Regions from separate parts of the Mus musculus genome. Here region 2 is linked to region 1. The links are chromatin loops, found by intact Hi-C in ENCODE. Cell type or tissue: heart. All regions are shown on one strand. Links, peaks and the distances in the headings refer to the core of each region. The heading gives the core; the rest is flanking DNA.

Region 1 (10,115 bases), core at 1,340-9,339:
AAAAAATAAAAAAATTACACTTTACCACTGTCTTCTACTAATTTTACTTCATTTTATTAATGTTCTCCTTCTTGTTTTGTTTTGTCAAGACAGGGTCTCACTATTCAGTACCACTATGCCTGTCTTTATTATTTATATTCTTTTCTAAAAAATAATTTATTTGTATTTTGTGTAATTGGTGTTTTGCCTGCATGCATGTTTGTGTGAGGGTGTGGGATCCCTTGGAACAGGGTGCTGGGAGTTGAACCTGGACTTCCTGAAAGAGCAGTGTACTGGCTAGTTTTGTGTCAACTTGACACAACTGGTGTTATCACAGAGAAAGGAGCTTCAGTTGGGGAAATGCCTCCATGAGATCCAGCTGTGGGGCATTTTCTCAATTAGTGATCAAGGGGGAAAGGCCCCTTGTGGATGGGACCATCTCTGGGCTGGTAGTCTTGGTTTTATAAGAGAGCAGGCTGAGTAAGCCAGGGGAAGCAAGCCTGTAAAGAACATCTCTCCATGGCTTCTGCATCAGCTCCTGCTTCCTGACCTGTTTGAATTCCAGTCCTGACTTTCTTTGGTGATGAACAGCAATGTGGAAGAGTAAGCTGAATAAACCTTTTCCTCCCCAACTGTTTCTTGGTCATGATGTTTGTGCAGGAATAGAAACCCTGACTAAGACAGAGCAGCTAGCGCTCTTAACTGCTGAGCCATCTCTCCTGTCCCGTCAGGCCCTGCCCATGTTCTTTAGATCTTCATATTCTCATTCTCTCTCTCTCTCTCTCTCTCTCTCTCTCTCTCTCTCTCTCTCTCACTCACACACACACACACACACACACAGAGCTTTTTTTTGAGACCAGGTTCTTTTTTTTTCCTATTAGTATCGTGTGTGAGAGTGTGTGTGAGTGTGTGTTCATGAATCTGGGTGCTCATGTGTGCACATGTCAGAGGTCATCATCAGGTGACCTCCTCAGTTGCTTCTCCACCTTTATATTCAGGACAGGGGCTGTCATTGAACCTGAAGCTCACCACCTGGACAGACAGGCCGCCAGCAAGCCCCACAGATCCTCCTGTCTTTGCCTCTCCAGCACTAGGCTTATAGACAGATGCCACCACATCTGGCCACTTTCGTGAAGTCTGGGACAGAACTCAAGTGCTCGTGCTTGAGTGGCAAGTGTTTCACTGACTGAATGCCCCCAACGTCAGCTTTTTGAGACAGGCTCTCACTACTCCAAGCAGCCCTGGCTGACCTGGGACTCCCTAGGTAGACCAAGCTGACCTCAAGCTTACAAAGATCCGCCTGCCTGTGCCTCCTGGGATTGCATCCTTAGGCTAGACGTGCATTATGGAAGGATGCGCTTCCTCCAGTTCTGCACTCCGTGACATGATGCAAGCTGAAACACTCTACTACAGAGACCACACAAAACAGGTTTCCCACCCTCCAGCAAACCAGGACCCAAGGCCTGGCTTTGAAATCTGCCACTTCCTGTCCTTATGACCACAGGTCGATTCTTCCTGGAACCTGTTTCCCCACCCCCACCCCCTTCAACCACAACAGGTAGCCCAGGCTGGCCTCTCACTTACTATGCAGGTAGCCCAGGCTGGCCTCTCACTTACTATGCAGGTAGCCCAGGCTGGCCTCTCACTTACTATGCAGGTTAGCCCAGGCTGGCCTCTCACTTACTATGCAGGTTAGCCCAGGCTGGCCTCTCACTTACTTCACAGGGGACGATGACTTTGAACTTCTTACGCTCCTGCCTCTGTCTCCCATTGCTGGGATGATGGATCTAGATAACCACAGTACTGGCGAGTAAACCTAGTGCTTCAGACATGACAGGCGAATGCTCTACCAACTCAACTCTACTCCAGTTCCCACCAGTCTGCTTCTAAACTTATAAATGAGCAAGATACACCACACCTTTGGTGAGTGCGTATGAGCTAAAGGAGAGGGAACTGTGTGGATGAACAATCTCAAATGCTGGTCCTATGATTTCGAACTCAGAAATCTGCCTGCCTCTGCCTCCCAAGTGCTGAGATTAAATGTGCATGCTACCAACTGCTCAGCGTGATTTTTTTTTTAAAGATTAAAAAATATCTTATAGCCGGGCGTGGTGGCGCATGCCTTTAATCCCAGCACTCGGAGGCAGAGGCAGGTGGATTTCTGAGTTCGAGGCCAGCCTGGTCTACAGAGTGAGTTCCTGGACAGCCAGGGCTACACAGAGAAACCCTGTCTCAAAAAAACAAAAACAAAACAAAACAAAAAATATATTATGTGTGTGCACTATATCTGTGGACGGGTATTTCTGTGTGTATGCAGTACCCACAGAGTCCAGCAGATGGTGCTGGGGTCCCTGGAGCTGGACTTATAGGCAGCTGGCACCTGCTGGATGTGGATGCTGGGGACAAAACTCCAGTGCTCTTAAAGGGTAGTTTGAGAATGCTGGGAATTTCCCTCCATTAATGGTAAACAACCCTTCAAAAGCCAATATTCTATAAATCTGCCCCACCTACTAAAAACTTTCATGCCACATCATTTTTAGAAAACTGTATGCCTACATACTAGAAGAGGGCATCAGATCCGATTATAGGTAGTAAATTGCCCTGTGGGTGCTAGTAACTGAACTCAAGACCTCTGGAAGACAGTGTCATCCGGAGATGCGGGGGCTCATTTGGACAGTAACTCTGGGTCTTCACATATACTAACTATAGGAATCATGAATCTTCCAAAGCCAAACACGGTGATGCCGGACGGGCTTGTCATCCTGGCTACCTAGGAGGCTGAGGCAGGAGGATCACAACTACAAGGCCAGTCTGGGCAATTTTATAAGACCCCTTTTCAAAAGTAAAAAAGATGGGGGAATACTGCTCAGTGGTAGAGCATCTATGTAGCATGCCATGAGGCCCTGGGGTCAATTCCCCACTGCTACTCAAACACATGCACACTGTTCAAAGTTAGGCTTGCTCTCCTACTCATTATAAATAAGCCTTATTTATGCCAGCCTCTTGCCCACATCCCCGGGTCCCCTGTTCTCCCAATCCCTGTCACCAGGTACTGGTTTTTGTTTTTAGTTTTATTTTGCACATGACCATGCATGTGTACATGTGTGTGTGTGTGTGTGTGTGTGTGTGTGTAGTGTTCATGTTCACGTGTGTGCATATGTGTGCATGTAGGTATGTATGCTCATATCCACAGGTGGAGGCCATAGGTCTGTTTCTTAACTGCTTTCCACTTTATTTTTGAGACAAGGAGCCTCAGGGAACTCTACACATCCCCAGCTCCGAAACTGCAGACACGCTTTGCATGCCCTCCCCCCGCCCCTTCTGTTTTACTTGGGTGCTAAGCATCCAGACTCAGGTCCTCTCATTTGTACCACTGAGACACCTCCTCAGCCCCTACTATCTCTCTCTATATATATATTTATTTCCTGTGACATCGTCTTTCATTGAACCCAGAACTTGCTTATTTTTGGCTGGGCTGGCTGGCCAATAAGCCAGAAGATCTGCCTGTCCTTTGCCTCCCCAGAGCTGGGGTCACAGGCATGAGCTGCTGTACCTTGTGACCCCACCTCCTGCATGCAAGCCTCTTTTTTTTTTTTTTTCTTCCCCCATTTCTTGGGAGACAGGCTTTGCAGTTCTGTAGCCCAGGATGGCCTAGAACTCACTACATAGTCCACATTGGCCTGAACTTTGCCATCCTCCTGCCTCGGTATTGGGATGAGCGATAACTGAGCGATAGGGGTAGGCTAACTGCCATCTATCTGTTTTCGTCACAGCAGTTGTTAAGATAGGAAACTACTTCCTATGTGCATTTGCATGGTTACTGTCTACCCGTTAAACTGTGAGCTCCTTGAGTGGCCCTTAGTCGCTGCTGTCAACAATGCTGGCTTCACAGCGAGAGGTCAGTAACACTGGTTCAGTGTGGGTGCACGCTATTCAAGCGTCCCTTCGCTAAGCTGCAATCGGCATCAATTTCCTCCCACTCGGATGCACACGAAAAAGGAAACCAGCGCTGGCTCGGTGGTGGTCAGGGAGTCGGGTGGGAGTCAGAGCAGGGAGACGGAGGAAGGGGTCCATCAGGGAAGTGAGGTCTGACAGGTGACTAGGTAGCAGGCCGATCCCACTCCCTGGGGTGGAGGAGGAAGTGGAAATGACAAGGGGGAAATTTAAAAAAAAAAAAAAAAAAAAGGAGAAGCTGGACCTTAGACTTAAAAATAAATTAAAAGCCAGCCATCGTTCTTAGGTTCGAGGCTCTAGGGTGGGATCTGGGAACACGGCAGGGTTAGGGGGGAAGCGGCGGGGCAGGCGAGCCGGTGTTGGAGGCAAAGGCTGGAGATCAGGGCGGACGCTTCCTCTCTCCCCGGCCTTATGACACAGATCTCCTGCCACCCCTCGGACCCTCGCCCCGCTCGGCTCCCCGCCCCTGGGGCTCGAATGCTTACCGGCATCTTGACGGTGTCCGGATTCGATCCAGAGAAGCCGAACTCAGAAAGCGTTTCCGACGACCGAGCCTGGGTGGAGTGGGCGGAAGTAAGCCGGAAGAGGCGGGCGGAAGGAATAAACGCACTTCCGGTGACTTGCTCCGGCTGCGCTGACCGCAAGTGACGCCAGGGGGCGCGTCAGCGTGAGGCGATGACCGTGGCGCATGCATAAAGCACGTTCAGAATAAAAGGCTGGATTTTGAAATTGAAGACTCCCTCGCAAGTGGTTAATAATCAGCTCCCGGTTTTGTTTTTTGGGTTTTTTTTCTCATTTCCCGGCTTCAGCTTCAAATCCAGTACCACTCAGTCGCCTGATTTACCCTTCTGCTATGTCTAGTTTTTTACTTTTTTTTTTTTTTTTTTGGTTTTTCGAGACAGGGTTTCTCTGTGTAGCCCTGGCTGTCCTGGAACTCACTCTGTAGACCAGGCTGGCCTCTAACTCAGAAATCCGCCTGCCTCTGCCTCCCGAGTGCCGGGATTAAAGGCGTGCGCCACCACACCTGGCTTAGTTTTGTACTTTTACCACAATGCAAGGTGGGGGACATCAGTTCTCACTTTCCACCGTGATACTCTCGGAACCAACACAGTCTTCAGAAACACCTACACCCTGAGCCGTCTTGGCGGCCAATATTTTTTATTTTTCAATTTTTTCTTTGCTAAGAGTCGCATGAAGTCCAGGCTGGCATATACATATAAATGAATATGAACTGATCTGCACCCACTTGTGTTCAGGAATTACAGATATGTGCCCATCACTCCTGTTATTTTTATTTATTTTTCTTGCTTAGTTTTATGATGCCGACGGTGGTGTCTATCTTCCTTGTCATGTTAAGACAGTCAGGGACCACCACAGGGGTAAAGGAAAGAAAAGTCCTGAGCCTACCCCTTTGACCTGTCTGTCACCCACTAAATGTGTATATCATTTCTACTCTTTCAACAAGGTATGGTGTATGTCTTCCCAGATCATGGCAAGGACTAAGTGGTCATGAAAACCAAGCATATTATAAGGGCCTGAGTGATGCCACATGTCTGAGGGGATGACTACAAACCCACCACTGACACCCATCATATATGTATGTAAGTATGTATTTTGCCTCTCTGGGTAGCCCTGGCTAGTCTGAAACTTGCTTTGTAGACCAGGCTGGCCTTGAACTCTTGAGATCCACCTGCCTTGCCTCCCAAGTACTGAGACTGAGGGGATATGTAACCACCATACCCAGCCAACCACTTTTTGTTTTTGGACAAGGTATTAACTATGTAGCCCAGGCTGGTCTCTACAATGTCTGGCTTATACTCCCTGTTCTTTGTATGACTGCTGAGGAGCCAGGTCCTGGGGTTGAATCCTAGTTCCAACATGACTAGCTGTGTTATTCTGAGCAACTTAATGTACCTCTCTGTGCCTCTGTTCCTCACCTAAATATAGAGGCCTCAGTATTTACCTCATTGCTTAGGGAGGCTGAAATGAGCTACAAGAAAAGTATTTAGAACTAACATTAGACATGTTCTCTTTCTTGGGTTTTGGAGACAGGGTTTCTCTGTGTAGCCCTGGCTGTCCTGGAACTCACTCTGTAGACCAGGCTGGCCTCGAACTCAATAAATTTGCCTGCCTCTGCCTCCTGAATGCTGGGATTAAAGGTGTGCGCCACCATGCCTGGGAACCTGTTAATGGGAGTCCAGAGACCAGAGACCAGGATATTTTCAGCCATCCCGTACTCCTAGGCCACAGGCAGCTCAGCCCATTCCCACACCAGGCCTGGTGCACAGCCCAGCCACACTTGGCTCTTGCCCTCAGCCTTGGCCTCCAGATGCCAACGACTATGGATTCAGAGAGCCTCACTTGGCTTTATTGAAAATGGACCAAACTCAGCCCTATAGGCCAACATGACAACTTCTGACCTGAGGGCTATGAGGGCTGAATTAGCGTTACCAGGTAGACTGGTCACCAAATATCCAGGGAGCCTTGGGCCCTGTTGCAAGGATTCAAGGAAAGAAGTTATGGAAAATACTCTGTAATGTCACGTCTAGCTGGGCTTACTAAGATCCAGCCTCACTCTGCCAGAGCCTGGCCTTTGAGGGATGCTGGAGAAAGACCTTCTGGCTGGCTGTTCCCATGACCTGCACCACACCAGCTGCCAATGGACTCTCAAAAGCTCAATGTAATTCAATGTAAGTTAAAAAGAAAAACTATTTCTTCTGCTTTAGGGTATTGTAGTGGCTATTCCTGGTTGTCAACTTGACAATATTTGGAATGAACTACAATCCGGAATTGGAAGGCTCACCAGTGACCCTTATCTGGAGGCTTGGAGATCCTTATCTGGATCTTGGTTTGAAGATCTTGAGCCACAGTGGCTATGGATTCCAGAAGATTGAATCTCCGAGTTTAAGGAATACACCTTTAATCTGGGCTACACCTTTCATCTGGGATTAAAGGTGTGGCGGAACACACCTTTAATCTGGGCTACACCTTCTGCTGGAGACAATATAAGGACATTGGAAGAAGGGAGTTTAGCTCGAGCTCTTGCTCTTGCTCTTGCTCCTGCTCCTTCGCCTGCTTGCTGCGTGAGACTGAGTAACTGCTAGATCCTTGGACTTCCATTCACAGCTGCGACTGAACAATTGTTGGGAATTGGGCTGCCGACTGTAAGTCATCAATAAATTCCTTTACTATTTAGAGACTATTCATAAGTTCTGTGACTCTAGAGAACCCTGACTAATACAGAAGTTGGTACCAGGAGTGGTTCTAGAGTAACAGAAGTACAAGGATGAATCTTTTAAAATACTGGAATTGGCTTGTTGATCCACCAGCACTTTCAAATATTGAAACCTCTCCAGATTCTCTCCCTCCTGGGAGCTCAGAGAATTTTGAAGACCCATGGTTGAAACTATATTCCGAACTTAAAGAAGCTAATGACCTTGATTTTCTTAATGAATTAGGTGATTCAGTGCACAAAGCTTTCTACAAGATGGGGAAAAAATCGGAAAATGATTTTACTGGCTGGCTGCTCTTAGTATCTGTGGAAAGAATGATGAATGAAAGGAAGGAGTTGTGTGATAAAATCGAAAGTCTCCAGACACAAGTAAACGATCTAAAAGTTGCTAAGTGTGTCCTTGAGGAGAATCTTCTCTCTTGTAGCAATAGAGCTCAAGTTGCAGAAAATCAAACAGAAACTCTCATTGTAAGGTTGGCTGAACTACAGCGAAAATTCAAGTCTCAGCCTCAGAGTGTGTCGACAGTTAAAGTAAGGGCTCTAATTGGCAAAGAATGGGATCCTACAACATGGGATGGGGATGTGTGGGAAGACCATGTTGAAGCTGAGAATTTTGAATCCTCAGATTCTCAAGGGTTTGCCCCACCTGAGGAAGTAGTACCCTCAGCCCCACCTCTTGAAATAATGCCTTCCCCACATGAGGAAATTAATTTTGCAGAGTTTGCTCACGGCCCACCAATAGTTTCTTCTAGACCTGTAACCAGACTCAAAGCAAAACAGGCTCCTAGAGGGGAGGTAGAAAGTGTAGTCCATGAGGAAATTCGCTACACTACTAAGGAGCTTAATGAGTTTGCTAATTCATTCAAGCAGAAACCTGGTGAATATGTGTGGGAATGGATTTTAAGGGTGTGGGATAAGGGTGGAAGGAACATAAAACTAGAGCAGGCTGAGTTTATTGACATGGGTCCTCTGAGTAGAGATTCTAGGTTTAATACGGAAGCTCGCATAGTTAAAAAAGGTGTCAAAAGTTTGTTTGAATGGTTGGCTGAGGTGTTTATCAAAAGATGGCCTACTGGAAATGACTTGGAGATGCCTGATATTCCGTGGCTTAGTGTTGATGAAGGGATTTTAAGACTTAGGGAAATTGCAATGCTAGAGTGGATATATTGTGTAAAGCATAATTGTCCACAATGGGAAGGTCCAGAAGATATGCCTTTCACTAGCTCTATAAGACGCAAATTGGTGAGAGGGGCACCAGCACATTTGAAGGGTTTTGTTCTTTCCCTTTTCCTTGTGCCAGATCTTAGCATTGGAGATGCTTCTGCTCAATTAGATGAATTAAATTCACTGGGTTTAGTTGGATTCCGAGGTAACAAGGGCCAGGTGGCAGCATTGAATCGCCAGAGACAAGGTGATTCTAGTTATTATAATGGACAGCGTAGACAAAAGAATGTTTATAATAACATACCCAGTAATGGTCAGCACAGGAGAGGTGAAATTTATAATGGCATGACTCGGTTGGACCTTTGGTACTGGCTAACCAATCATGGTGTTTCCAGGAATGAAATACATAGGAAGCCTACTGCATATTTGTTTGATCTGTATAAGCAGAAGAATTCTCAAACAAATGAAAGAAAGGCTACATTAGATCGTGGTAAACAGCCAAATGAAAGAAAGGCTACATTAGATCGTGGTAAACAGCAATCTCGGCCAGTGAATCAATTTCCAGACTTGAGACAGTTTGCAGATCCAGAACCCCTTGAATGAAGGGGTGGCCAGGTTCCACTGAGGAAGGATCTTGATAAGACACCCAAAGGTTTTGCTGTTACCCTTTCTCCAGTTCTTCCCCAGAGGGACCTACGGCCTTTTACAAGGGTAACTGTACACTGGGGAAAAGGAAATAATCAGACTTTTCGGGGTCTGCTGGATACTGGTTCTGAGTTGACACTGATCCCAGGGGATCCCAAGAAACATTGTGGCCCTCCAGTTAAAGTAGGGGCTTATGGAGGGCAGGTGATTAATGGAGTTTTGACTGATGTCCGACTCACAGTAGGTCCAGTAGGTCCCCGGACACATCCTGTGGTGATTTCCCCAGTTCCAGAATGTATAATTGGGATAGATATACTCAGAAATTGGCAGAATTCTCATATTGGTTCCCTGAACTGTAAAGTGAGGGCTATTATGGTTGGAAAGGCCAAATGGAAGCCTTTAGAGTTGCCTCTGCCAAAGAAAATAGTGAATCAAAAACAGTATCGTATTCCCGGAGGAATTGCAGAAATTACTGCCACTATCAAGGACTTGAAAGATGCAGGGGTGGTGGTTCCCACCACATCTCCGTTTAACTCTCCTATCTGGCCAGTGCAGAAAACAGATGGATCATGGAGAATGACAGTTGATTATCGAAAACTAAATCAGGTGGTAACTCCAATTGCAGCTGCTGTACCAGATGTAGTTTCGTTACTTGAGCAAATTAACACATCTCCTGGCACCTGGTATGCGGCTATTGATCTGGCAAACGCCTTCTTCTCAGTACCTGTCCATAAGGACCACCAGAAGCAATTTGCTTTCAGTTGGCAAGGCCAACAGTATACCTTCACAGTTTTGCCTCAAGGATATATTAACTCTCCTGCCCTGTGTCATAATTTAGTTAGAAGGGATCTTGATCGTTTGGATCTTCCACAAAATATCACATTGGTGCACTATATTGATGACATTATGCTGATTGGACCAAGTGAGCAGGAAGTAGCAACCACTTTGGACTCATTGGTAACACATATGCGTATCAGAGGATGGGAAATAAATCCAACCAAAATTCAAGGACCATCTACCTCAGTGAAATTCTTAGGAGTCCAGTGGTGTGGGGCATGCAGAGATATTCCTTCTAAGGTGAAAGATAAGTTATTGCACCTGGCCCCTCCTACAACCAAGAAAGAAGCACAACGTTTAGTGG
Region 2 (10,115 bases), core at 1,396-9,395, 110 kb after region 1:
TCAGCAGCCAAGAGGACCAGCTGCCCTTACAGAAGACCTGGGTTTGACTCGCAGCATCCCCATAGCAGCTCACAACCATTCAGAATTACAGTTCCAGGGAACCCAATGTCCACCCACATCCACCAAGGGCATCAGCCATGCATGTGGTACGTGCAAGCAGGCAAAACACCCCCACACACAAAACACTACCACCACCACCACCACCACCACCACCACCACCACCACCACCACCACCACCGCCACCGCCACCCCACCAAAGAATATTTTTTAAGATTGGCAAGACTCACAAAAACACTTCAGAATCCTGGCCCAGTAAAAACTCAAAACCAAAGGCTGGCGTAGAAAACTGTTTTATTTTCATGTTTAGGTTCCAAGTTAAGCCAAGCTTAAACAAACAACCCTTGGCTTTTTAAGAGCAGCTTCACTGCTCAGTCTTTAGAGGCCAGAATTTATACTGCACAAACCATGCCTTCCATTTTCAAATAAATGGTTTTCTGTAAGCTGTGTTTAGCATGCAGGGGAGTTTTTGTTGCTTTCCAGTTATGAGTCAGAGAGAATAAAGCGATTATAAACACATTCATATGCTCTCTCACTCTCACTCTGACTCTTTCCCTCCCTTCATCCCTTCAAGTATGACAGAGAAAGCCCTGTCTGCCAATAACTAGCAGTGCTTTGAAGTTACCCAAGCATCTGAAGGTCTCTCTACTCATCACCAAAACATGGAGGAAATGGGCCTCAAGGTTGTGAAGTCTGCAGTTCTCAGCAACCTTTTGATGCTGCTGTTGTGATGGGGACATCAGGTGGCTCTCATGGCTCTGTGTACCTAGGAAGGCACAGCATGCAAAGTGACAAAGCTCAGGGCTAAGTAAAGGGAAGGAAAACAGCTCGTGCCGCATGGGCTTACTCCTGCTGGCCCAATGGAGAGAAGGAGCCCCTGCCAATTTTCCACACGGGATGGGAGTGGTGCTGGGACTCACCACACCCTCCACAGCCAATTTTTCCTAAAAGAAATCCAGTGGGGACAATAACAGTGTGAGTCATCAAGTGTTCTTTATCATGACTAACAGGACAATTCAGTCCCAATGTTATCATACATACACACATACATACATACATCTATGGACAGTTTCTCTGTGTAGCTCTGGCTGTCCTGGTAGACCAGGCTGGCCTTCAACTCAGAGATCTGCCTGCCTCTGCCTCCCAAGTGATGGAATTAAAGACATGTGCCACTATGACCTGTCAATTTCAATTTTTAAAAAAATTAAAATAATAATTTATTTCTCCTACTCTAGCTTTCATTCCTAACAGCTGAGGAGAAGCCCACAGTGAGTGACCAAACTGCAGAGATACTTAGCAAGAGAGAGTCTCAACTCAGAGACAAGACAAGGCCTCTTTATGTAGACCAAGCTAGCCTTGAACTCACACAGCTTTACCGTAATGTGATTCAGCTTACAACTCGTATCAGTTCAGCCTGTGATAGGATGGTGTCAATAGAGTCAGAGGCACCACCTGGTGAACTGCCTCATGGCTGCCAAAGACCAAATGAGGCCAACTTAGAAAGTTGTTTCAGGTGACTCCCAGGATGGCTTTCCAGAAGGGCACCTCCACAACAGGACAGTCCTGGAGAACCTGTTCCTCACTGTTCTCATGCCCACTCCCCCATTTGCAGGTGTGTGTCTGCAAGATCTTTGTCAAATCTGACTAGCTTCTTCTTGGACACATAAGCAGCAGTGTGTGTGTGTGTGTGTGTGTGTGTGTGTGTATCTCCATCAGACACTCAAGCACCTGCCTTCAGTGGCACATGGTGGACTGTCTCCAGCCTGCCTCTGTGCTCTCTTCTCCAAAGAGGTCCCTTGCACAGCCAAGGATCCTTCAGCCAGTGAGCCAAGGTAACTTAACAACTGAGTGCCCAATGCTAGATACAAAAACGAAGAGCTCTACCAAGGTGCCTGTGGCAGGCGATTCATAGCCATGCTGTTTGAGGGACTACAGGAAAACCTGAACCTGACTGTCTAGCCAGAGCCTCCACATTAAGTCTGACAGCCTACTCCTTTCATCTTTTCCAGATAAGGACCGCAGACTCAGAAAGTCCACCCAAGACCACAAATTACAGAGCTACTTAGTTGCAAAGCTTAACCTCAAAGTAGGCATGGTTTCTGCCAGAATGCCAGAGCAGGAGATGAAATCTGTGCTTTTTTAGAAAGGGTCTGACCAGTATCTCCCGTACCCTTGTAAATATGCCACAATGCCAAGATAGCAGCGTGTTCAAATTCAGCAGAGACTTAATACATTCAGATACAGTAGTCCCCTTTCTTCTTGAGGGATACATTCAAGGCCCCTAGTGGATGCCTGAGCCTCAGAGAGTACTGAACCCTCTAAGTACTTTTTCAAATACATATATAGCTATGATAAAGAATAATTTGTAAGCTGGGCAGTGGTGGCACATGCCTTTAATCCCAGCACTTGGGAGGCAGAGGCAGGTGAATTTCTGAGTTCGAGGCCAGCCTGATCTACAAAGTGAGTTCCAGGACAGCCAGGGCTACACAGAGAAACCCTGTCTCGAAAAACAAACAAACAAACCCTAAGAGTGGTTCACTCCAGGTATTTGTCAATGTGATATGCTCAGACCCAGGTCTAGAAAGTACTATTACTGCCAATCAATCAAACCACAGATTTCTCACAAAAATAAAATCAAGCCCAAAAAACTAGCTTGTAGTCAGCTTTATAAAACGACCTTTCCTGGCTCATCATCGCTTAACCTGTCCGTATGACTGCAGCTCCTGACATCTTTTTGGTGGTGTTGGGTCTTGAACAAGGGCCTCATGCATGGGTGGCAAGTTAGCAGCCTATACTACCCACGGCTCACTGTGACTTCAAAGGCAGCACAGACCCTAAGTTCCCCAAGCGAAGGGCTGCTGGCTGCCTAGGTGACTTGCAGAAGCCGCAAACGGCAGCCTCTCAATAGACTTCACGGCGAATCTGTATACTTCCAAACCTAGGGAGGCTCTCTGAAAGGTTGGTACCAATAGTGCGGTCTAAATACTACAAGATTTTTCTCAACACAGATGAAGAGGTTATTCATCAATTAAAATGAGAACCAACCCCGGTATCATGCTTACAAACACTCCATGTGACAAAACCAAAACTCACAAGGTTATCTGATTTGAAAATGTCAAGAGCTGGGAGCTGGGCACACACCTGTATCTTCAGCAAGAGCTGAAGGTCAGCCTGCACTAAACAGCAAACGAGCTACAAAGACACTGTTCACACGAAAAAGAAAGAAGGAGAAAAAAAAAACGGCAAACAATTACTGTCACAAAAACTATTATTTGCTCCGATGCCATATTTTGTCTAAGCCTATGAAGCTTTTAAGTAACCATAAACTCAATGTCACTGGAGAAGTGAAACCAACGTGACATTTGAACCTAGGCGCCAATGACAGTCTGTCCTTCAATATCAAAAGAAGAGCTTCCCGAACTGAAAGACCTTTAGTGGCATACAGGGAACTCTCCAAGGGCATACCCTAGGTAAAGTTTCTGACAGCTTGTGCATTTGTTTAGGCCTTTGGACAGCTCTCTCTCTCTCTCTCTCTCTCTCTCTCTCTTTCTCTCTCTCTCCTCTCTCTCTCTCTCTCTCCTCTAGTAACTGGGATAGATCTTAGGAAGCACCTGTGGCCTAAAAAGCTGTGACCGAGTCTCACAGCCTTTTTGGCTGCAGCCTACAAGCAGGTCCAGCCATTCTATTTTGGGTCAAGGAGACCTTTCTGCCACCCCCAAGTGACCTCAAGTAGACAAGCTGGGTTAGGGAGAAAGCACTGCTAGAATTTCTAACCAGGCCAGCAGTCCACCCACAACCCCACGGCCCTTCCCGAAAAGGATGGCAATCCGAGGACGGTCCAGGCAGCGGGAAGAACCCACGACGGGGGGCTGTGGGCTCCCCGCCGTCTGTCTTCGGGTCTGCTCCCGGATCCCGCAGCTGGGACCGGGCCGTGGCGTCAGGAGCTCGCCAAGAAGCAGGGATTCCCGGGGCGCCAAGAGGGAGGAGGGAGTGAGGCAAAGCGAGGTTAGCAGCCTGCAGGTGTCGCCGAACGAGGAGGACGAGGTCGCGTGGGGGCTGTGACTAAGAAGAGTGCGCGGTTCTGCACCGGGACGGACTGGACACATTCCCAAGGCGGTGACCTTGGGCACGTGGCTCCACCGCTCTGTCCCTCAGTTTCCCCATTTCTAAAGTGTGGGGATGGGGAGGGAGGGATCGTGAGGCAGAAAACGCATCTCGGGGCGCTCGGCAAGGCGCTGCGCTGCGCTCAGCGGAGGAAGCAGGGAAGACTCGCACTCCGGAGTCCCCAGGAGGCCGACTTGGGGCCGGGGGACTCACCCAGGACGTCGGCCGAGCGGTGGCGGGCCACGAAACACGCGTCGTCCCCGTAGCACGCGCCCTTCTTGAGCAGGCCCTTACGGAAGTCCTTGCCGAAGCCGCAGCCCGCCGTCACCAACCCGTAGTCGCCGCTGCTGCCACCACCGCCGCCGCCGCCGCCGCCCGCCCTGGGGTCGGTCTGCGACAGGCCGCCGAGCACGGCACGGGCCACCAGGCGTCCATACGACAAGACCGAGAACATCGCCGCCGCCGCCCCCCCGAGGAGGCGCGGGGCCCGGGGCGCCGGAGGACGCCGAGGCCCGGAGCCGGCTCTCTCCTCCGCCGCAGCCGCGCCGCCGGGGCGTTCCTCAGGGCGGCGCGCACTGGCCACTGCCGCCCCTGCCCGCCGCACGGGGCCTCGCACACGCTCTACCGCACGCACTGGAGCCAGAGCGAGGTCAGAGCCGGCGGCTCCTCCGCCTCAACCACACTGGGGTCCCGGCTGCAGCCGCCGCCGCCGCCGCCATCTTCCGCTCCACTAGCGTGTTCCGGGCCGCGCCGGCAGCGCCGCCCCCTCTCCGACCCCGCCCCGGCCCCGCCCCCTCTCCGCGGCTCAGGTCCAAGCCCCGCCCCCTCGGACTCGCAGCCCTATGTAGTCACCGGAATCGAGCGTGCGCAAAGGGTGTGGGCGCAGTGTCTCCTGGAAGTCGTAGTTAAGAGTTATAGTCGCTTTGGTCTTGGCTACCTGTGATCCAGGAGTTAGATTTACCAGAGGACTGTAAATTATTGAGAATGACCGGTAGACTGGGTTGTTGGGGGTTTTTTTTGGGGGGGAATTAGAATGGGTGTCCTGTTTTGATTTTTTTTCTCTCTCACCACCTTTTTTTTTCCCTCTTCTGATTTTTTTGAGATAGAGTTTCATCAAGCACAGGCTGACCTCAGACTCGCTCTGTCACCAAGGTTGGCCTTGGATTCCTTCTGATCTTGCCTACAGCTTCTCAAGTTCAAGGATTACAAATTATGTGCCACTATATCTTGTTTAACAGTTTCTTCCATACACACCACATACACACACCCTCTCTCTATATATATTCCTTTACATAACTGTAAGAAACCAAGATTGGGATTCTACACCATCTAGTATACTGGGTGAGAAACGGCAATCCTAACATTTCCATTATTCCTGTGTCTTGAAAGCCCCAGATCTAGTACCCTAGATCCTAAGTTTGACAGTCAACCTGGCCAAGCAGGTCTTTTTCCTGCCTCTGATTTGGAGGCCTTCAGAAACTGTGGAGGGCTGAGAGAACTGCCAAGATGAGGCCTCTTTCTCCAGCCACAGCTGCCTTCTCTTTTCAAGAGGGTCATCCCTTGGCAGAAAGAAGGGGTCAGGCATGATGGCCTATAGCTCTAATCCCTGGCAGTTAGGAGGCAGAGGTAGGCAGATCTGTGAACATGAGGCCAGCCTGATCTACATAGTGAGTTACAGGTCAGTTAAGGTTACATAGACACCCTGTCTCAAAAAAGAAAGAAAGAAAGAAAGAAAGAAAGAAAGAAAGAAAGAAAGAAAGAAAGAAAGAAAGAAAGAGAGAGAGAAAGAGAGAGAAAGAAAGAAAGAAGAGAGAGGGAGATAAAGAAGAGAGGGGGCACTTTCTATTTTATTTTTTCTAAAACTCTTGGCCTATTTGAACAAAGATCAAACAGCCTTCCCCAAATATTAACAATTGTAAGTTATTTCCCTAAGAAATTATTTCAGTTGAGTAACAGCAAAGACTCTTTATCATCATCATCGTCATTACTGTTCTTTTTTTTTTTTTTTAAGATTTATTTATTATTATATCTAAGTACACTGTAACTGTCTTCAGACACACCAGAAGAGGGCGTCAGATCTCATTATGGATGGTTGTGAGCTACCATGTGGTTGCTGGGATTTGAACTCAGGATCTTCGGAAGAGCAGTCGGTGCTCTTAACCACTGAGCCATCTCTCCAGCCCGTCATTACTGTTCTTAAGAGAACTTTTTAAGCTGAGCAGTGGTGGCGCACGCCTTTAATCCCAGCACTTGGGAAGCAGAGGCAGGTGGATTTCTGAGTTCGAGGCCAGTCTGGTCTACAGAGTGAGTTATTCTTATTTTATGTGTTTTTTCTACATGTGTGTCCTATGTCATGTGTGTGCAGTGCCCCTGGGGCCTCAGAAGAGAGCATTCGATCTCTTAAAACTGGAGTTACAGACAGTTGTGAGCAGCCATATAGGTGATGGGAATCCAACCCAGGTCCTCTAGAAGAGCAGTCAGTGCTCTTGACTGCTGAGCTATCCCTCCAGTCTCTAGTATTTTGTTGTAAAGACAGGATCTCCTATAACTTAGGCTGACCTTGAACTTTCTGTTTGCCTAAGGCTGACTTGAACTCAGTCCTGTTTCTCCTTCCTCTACAGGTCAATTGCCCAGCCTTATAAGCACACACTAGCATGCCCAGTTTATCTCATTTACAGTGTTGGTATGTGTCATAAACATATACACATTGAGGTTTCATTCCTAGCCAGTGTGGGTGGTGTATAAATGATCTAGGTCCAAAATACCTTTTCTAGCTATTTGGTGTTTCCTTGCTGACTGGCCTCCTGCCAAGCACACAGCTGCCCCAAAACCTTTCCTTTATTCTTTCTTCTACCAGTGAGGATGTAATTCCATATCTAAGGGGATCTTAGATATCTGTGTTCTCTGTTGTGCTCCCAGACCATGGGATTTCACTACAGACCGGGTTACTCAGGGGTGGAGGCAAATAGGCATCATATCATCAGGGTTTAATCTAATATCTGGCACATGGGAGAGAAGTTTGTAAATGTCTGATCTGTTTGGTAAAAGAAAGAACAGTGGGCTAGACCATACATACTATCAGAATGGAAGGAAATGTTTGGAAAGGTGGAATTCACAAACAATAGAATTGGCCTTTAGTAATCCAATGTGAAATAATTTGTAGTTTAACTTAATATTGTGTATAAGTGTATGTGTGTGCCTGTGTGTGTGTGTGTGTGTGTGTGTGTGTGTGTGTGTGTGTGTGTACATAGGCACTTGCATATCCAGGGTGTGGAGGTTGGGGGACACATACCATATGTATGCAAGACTGAGGTCAAAGGACAGCGATCAGGAGACCAGCTCTTCCCTTCCACCTTCCACGGGTTCTAGGAATCAAACTCGTGTTTCCAGGGCTGCACAGTAAATGCCTGAACCTATGGAGTTCTCTCTCACGCCATAATTTAAAATTGTAACATAAAAAAAAAAACTCATCCAGGAATGTTTGCCTTTTTCTAGATCCACTCTGAACAGCATTCCAGTCACTGCAGTCATTTAATGGTCCTTTTTTAAGATGCAGTGTTGTTGGTTTTTTTTTTTAATATACCTAAAGTCCTGCCAACTAAACACCCATTACTATGTCGCCTAATTACTCTTGTTCTTAAACACTTCTGCAGTTCACTTCTGCATGCCAAGCCCAAGCTCTTCTGTAACTCAAAGGTTCGCATCAGAACTAAGCCTGATAAATCACTTCCTATGATGAGTGGCTGGATATACAAAACAGAAGTTCACTTTGGAGATAAAAAGGGAAGCATTCACATCTTGCTTTGTGTGTGTGTGTGTGTGTGTGTGTGTGTGTGTGTGTGTGTTACAATACAATAACTGGCACATGTCCAAAAGAGGGGGCAGTGTCTCTCTGGAATCCTCTATCCTCTGTTGCTTGGCATTTCCGTCTCTGCCAACTGCGCTAAAGGTTGCTCTTTAAACCACACACACGCCACTAGCCAGTCCCAGCCAGCCTGTCAGGTAATCCTACCCCAAGGACAAGTTTTTTTTCTTTAAGACGGTATGCCAACCCGTTCCTTGCCTTGTCCGGCTCCCGCAGACCAATCAAACTTATTTTTCAAGGCAGGTATAATTACCCAATTTCCATGTCGGTCATGAAAACCGGTTGGATTGGGCCAGCGGGAAGACAGGTGGCTCGCTTGCCTGGCCTTTGCCATAACCTGTGTCCCCAGTTAAGTCTGCGGTGGCGACTTTGGGTGTCACGTGCCTTGAGTTTCCAGCCGCCGAGATTTCTGCCGACGGGTTGCTTTCTGAGGCATGTGGCAAACCGTCCTTTCTCAAAGTTCCTGTGTTCTTTTCTTGCATGTGCAGGGGAGGCGGGGGTAGGTTCCCTGGAATTATTGGTTCTAACGCCAGCTCTGAAGTTTCATCAGAAAAGCCAGGGGAAAGGACTTTGCAAAACACCTCGCGCTGCTCTCCCCTAGGGGGACAATTCATATCTGACATTTCACTGGACTTGAGAAACCCTGAGTTTTCCTCCTTAGTGGAGTTACATTCCTAGCACTTCAAGGATTCCTGGGAGGTCAGTTGCTGCTCTCAGAGGCCAAGAAGTGGTGAAAATACCATCCAGGCTCTTGGAGCACCTCTGTGGCATCAGGAAAGAGCTTTGCCCAGAGATTGCCAAGCCTCCGTTACTAATAGAAGAGAAAGAAAAGACACATATTTTCTAAAGGGAACTTCCTGCCAGGCCAGGCCAAAGATCTCCTCTGATTTCTATTTTGCTAGCCTAAGGAAAAGGAGCACTAGTTGTTAATTCGTGGTAGGATTTCCCAACACTGATACTATTGACATTTGGACAGGGTGTGTCTTTGACAGCCTGTTCTCAGCACCATAGGTGACTTGGCAACATCCCTGGCCTCTACCCGATAGATGCTGGTAGCACCCTGCCACTCCCAGAGGGATAAATGGAAATGTCTGAGCTGTTTCCAGATACCCTCGGGAGGGTACAATCGCTCTTGGATTAGAACTAGCAAGTTATGGCAACACCAGGCAAGCGAACAAGTAATTGTCAAGCATTCATTAGATTAAAAAAAAAAAAAAAAAAGGTCTAGAATGGAATGGGAAGAGGTTAACACCAAGGAGTGGAGAAAAAACAACTGCTGTTCAGTCAAGTAAAGGAAGTGATAGTGCGCCCAAAGGGCGGGGAACGCCAGGTCCCGTGAAGAGGTGAAGAGGTGGCACTCTAGGGGCTAGGGCTGGGGCTCAGCAGATAAGGCGCTTACCTACTGCACACAAAGCCCCGGGTTCGATTCTGAGCACCACATAAATCAAGTAGGATTGATTATACTCTCCACACTCAAGAGGTAGAACCCAGAGCATCAGGAGTTTAAGGCCATCCTCTGCGACGTAATGAGTTCCAGGCCAGCATGGGCTGCTTACGACCCTTCTGAAAGAAGAAGAAATCAAGAGGAGGGGGAATTGTTATCCTCAAAGGAAGGCAGAGTACCTGAGAAGATAGTCTAGTGTGGCTTAAAATTAAGCACAGGATTTAAAAGGGGGAGGAGTGACAGAGACAAGATGTATCCCATGGTCATGAAAAGGAATTCATACATACATACACACACACACACACATACATACACACATATATATATACATACATGTATACATACATACACACACATACATACGCGCATATATACATACACACATACATATATACATACATATACACACATATATACATACACATATATACATACATACATACACAATATACATACACACATTTATACACACACACATATACATATATATATAAATACATTTATACATACACATATACATACATACACACGTATATACGTACATACGACAGTGAGGATGAGCTTCAGAAACCCTTGTAGAGAAAGAAGCCAGGGCTCTCAGGATGGCTCAGTGGGCAAAGGTTCTTACAGCTAGGCCAGACCATC

What was found. A loop is a pair of places that touch in the nucleus more often than their neighbours do. Peaks named below come from ENCODE experiments on the same cell type or tissue, not always from the same donor. Only the 100,000 strongest peaks of a DNase experiment are listed, where the experiment ranks them.
Region 2: it touches region 1 in a loop (1.9-fold over the local background); 1 of 42 quality-filtered maps calls a loop at or near these places.

Annotation. Positions count from the first base shown.
Region 1 is chr5:122,386,301-122,396,415 of GRCm38, reverse strand. It overlaps Arpc3 (actin related protein 2/3 complex, subunit 3), which reads right to left and starts at 4,538. Exons shown (of 7, transcript NM_019824.4): 1 at 4,419-4,538. The coding sequence starts at 4,424. Gm32853 (a long non-coding RNA gene) reads left to right here and starts at 3,105. Exons shown (of 4, transcript XR_387695.4): 1 at 3,105-3,877; 2 at 5,420-5,534. In heart, for the core only: CTCF peaks have their summits at 2,315 (motif pointing right) and 4,583; DNase peaks (open chromatin) are centred at 2,305, 3,975, 4,495, 4,969 and 1 weaker place; H3K4me3 peaks cover 1,611 bases; H3K27ac peaks cover 1,094 bases.
Region 2 is chr5:122,279,169-122,289,283 of GRCm38, reverse strand. Pptc7 (PTC7 protein phosphatase homolog) reads right to left here and starts at 4,886. Exons shown (of 6, transcript NM_177242.4): 1 at 4,375-4,886. The coding sequence starts at 4,615. 1700112N08Rik (a long non-coding RNA gene) reads right to left here. Exons shown (of 4, transcript XR_878753.1): 3 at 10,013-10,115; 4 at 9,565-9,589. In heart, for the core only: a CTCF peak has its summit at 8,622; DNase peaks (open chromatin) are centred at 3,973, 5,003 and 8,393; H3K4me3 peaks cover 3,178 bases; H3K27ac peaks cover 3,154 bases.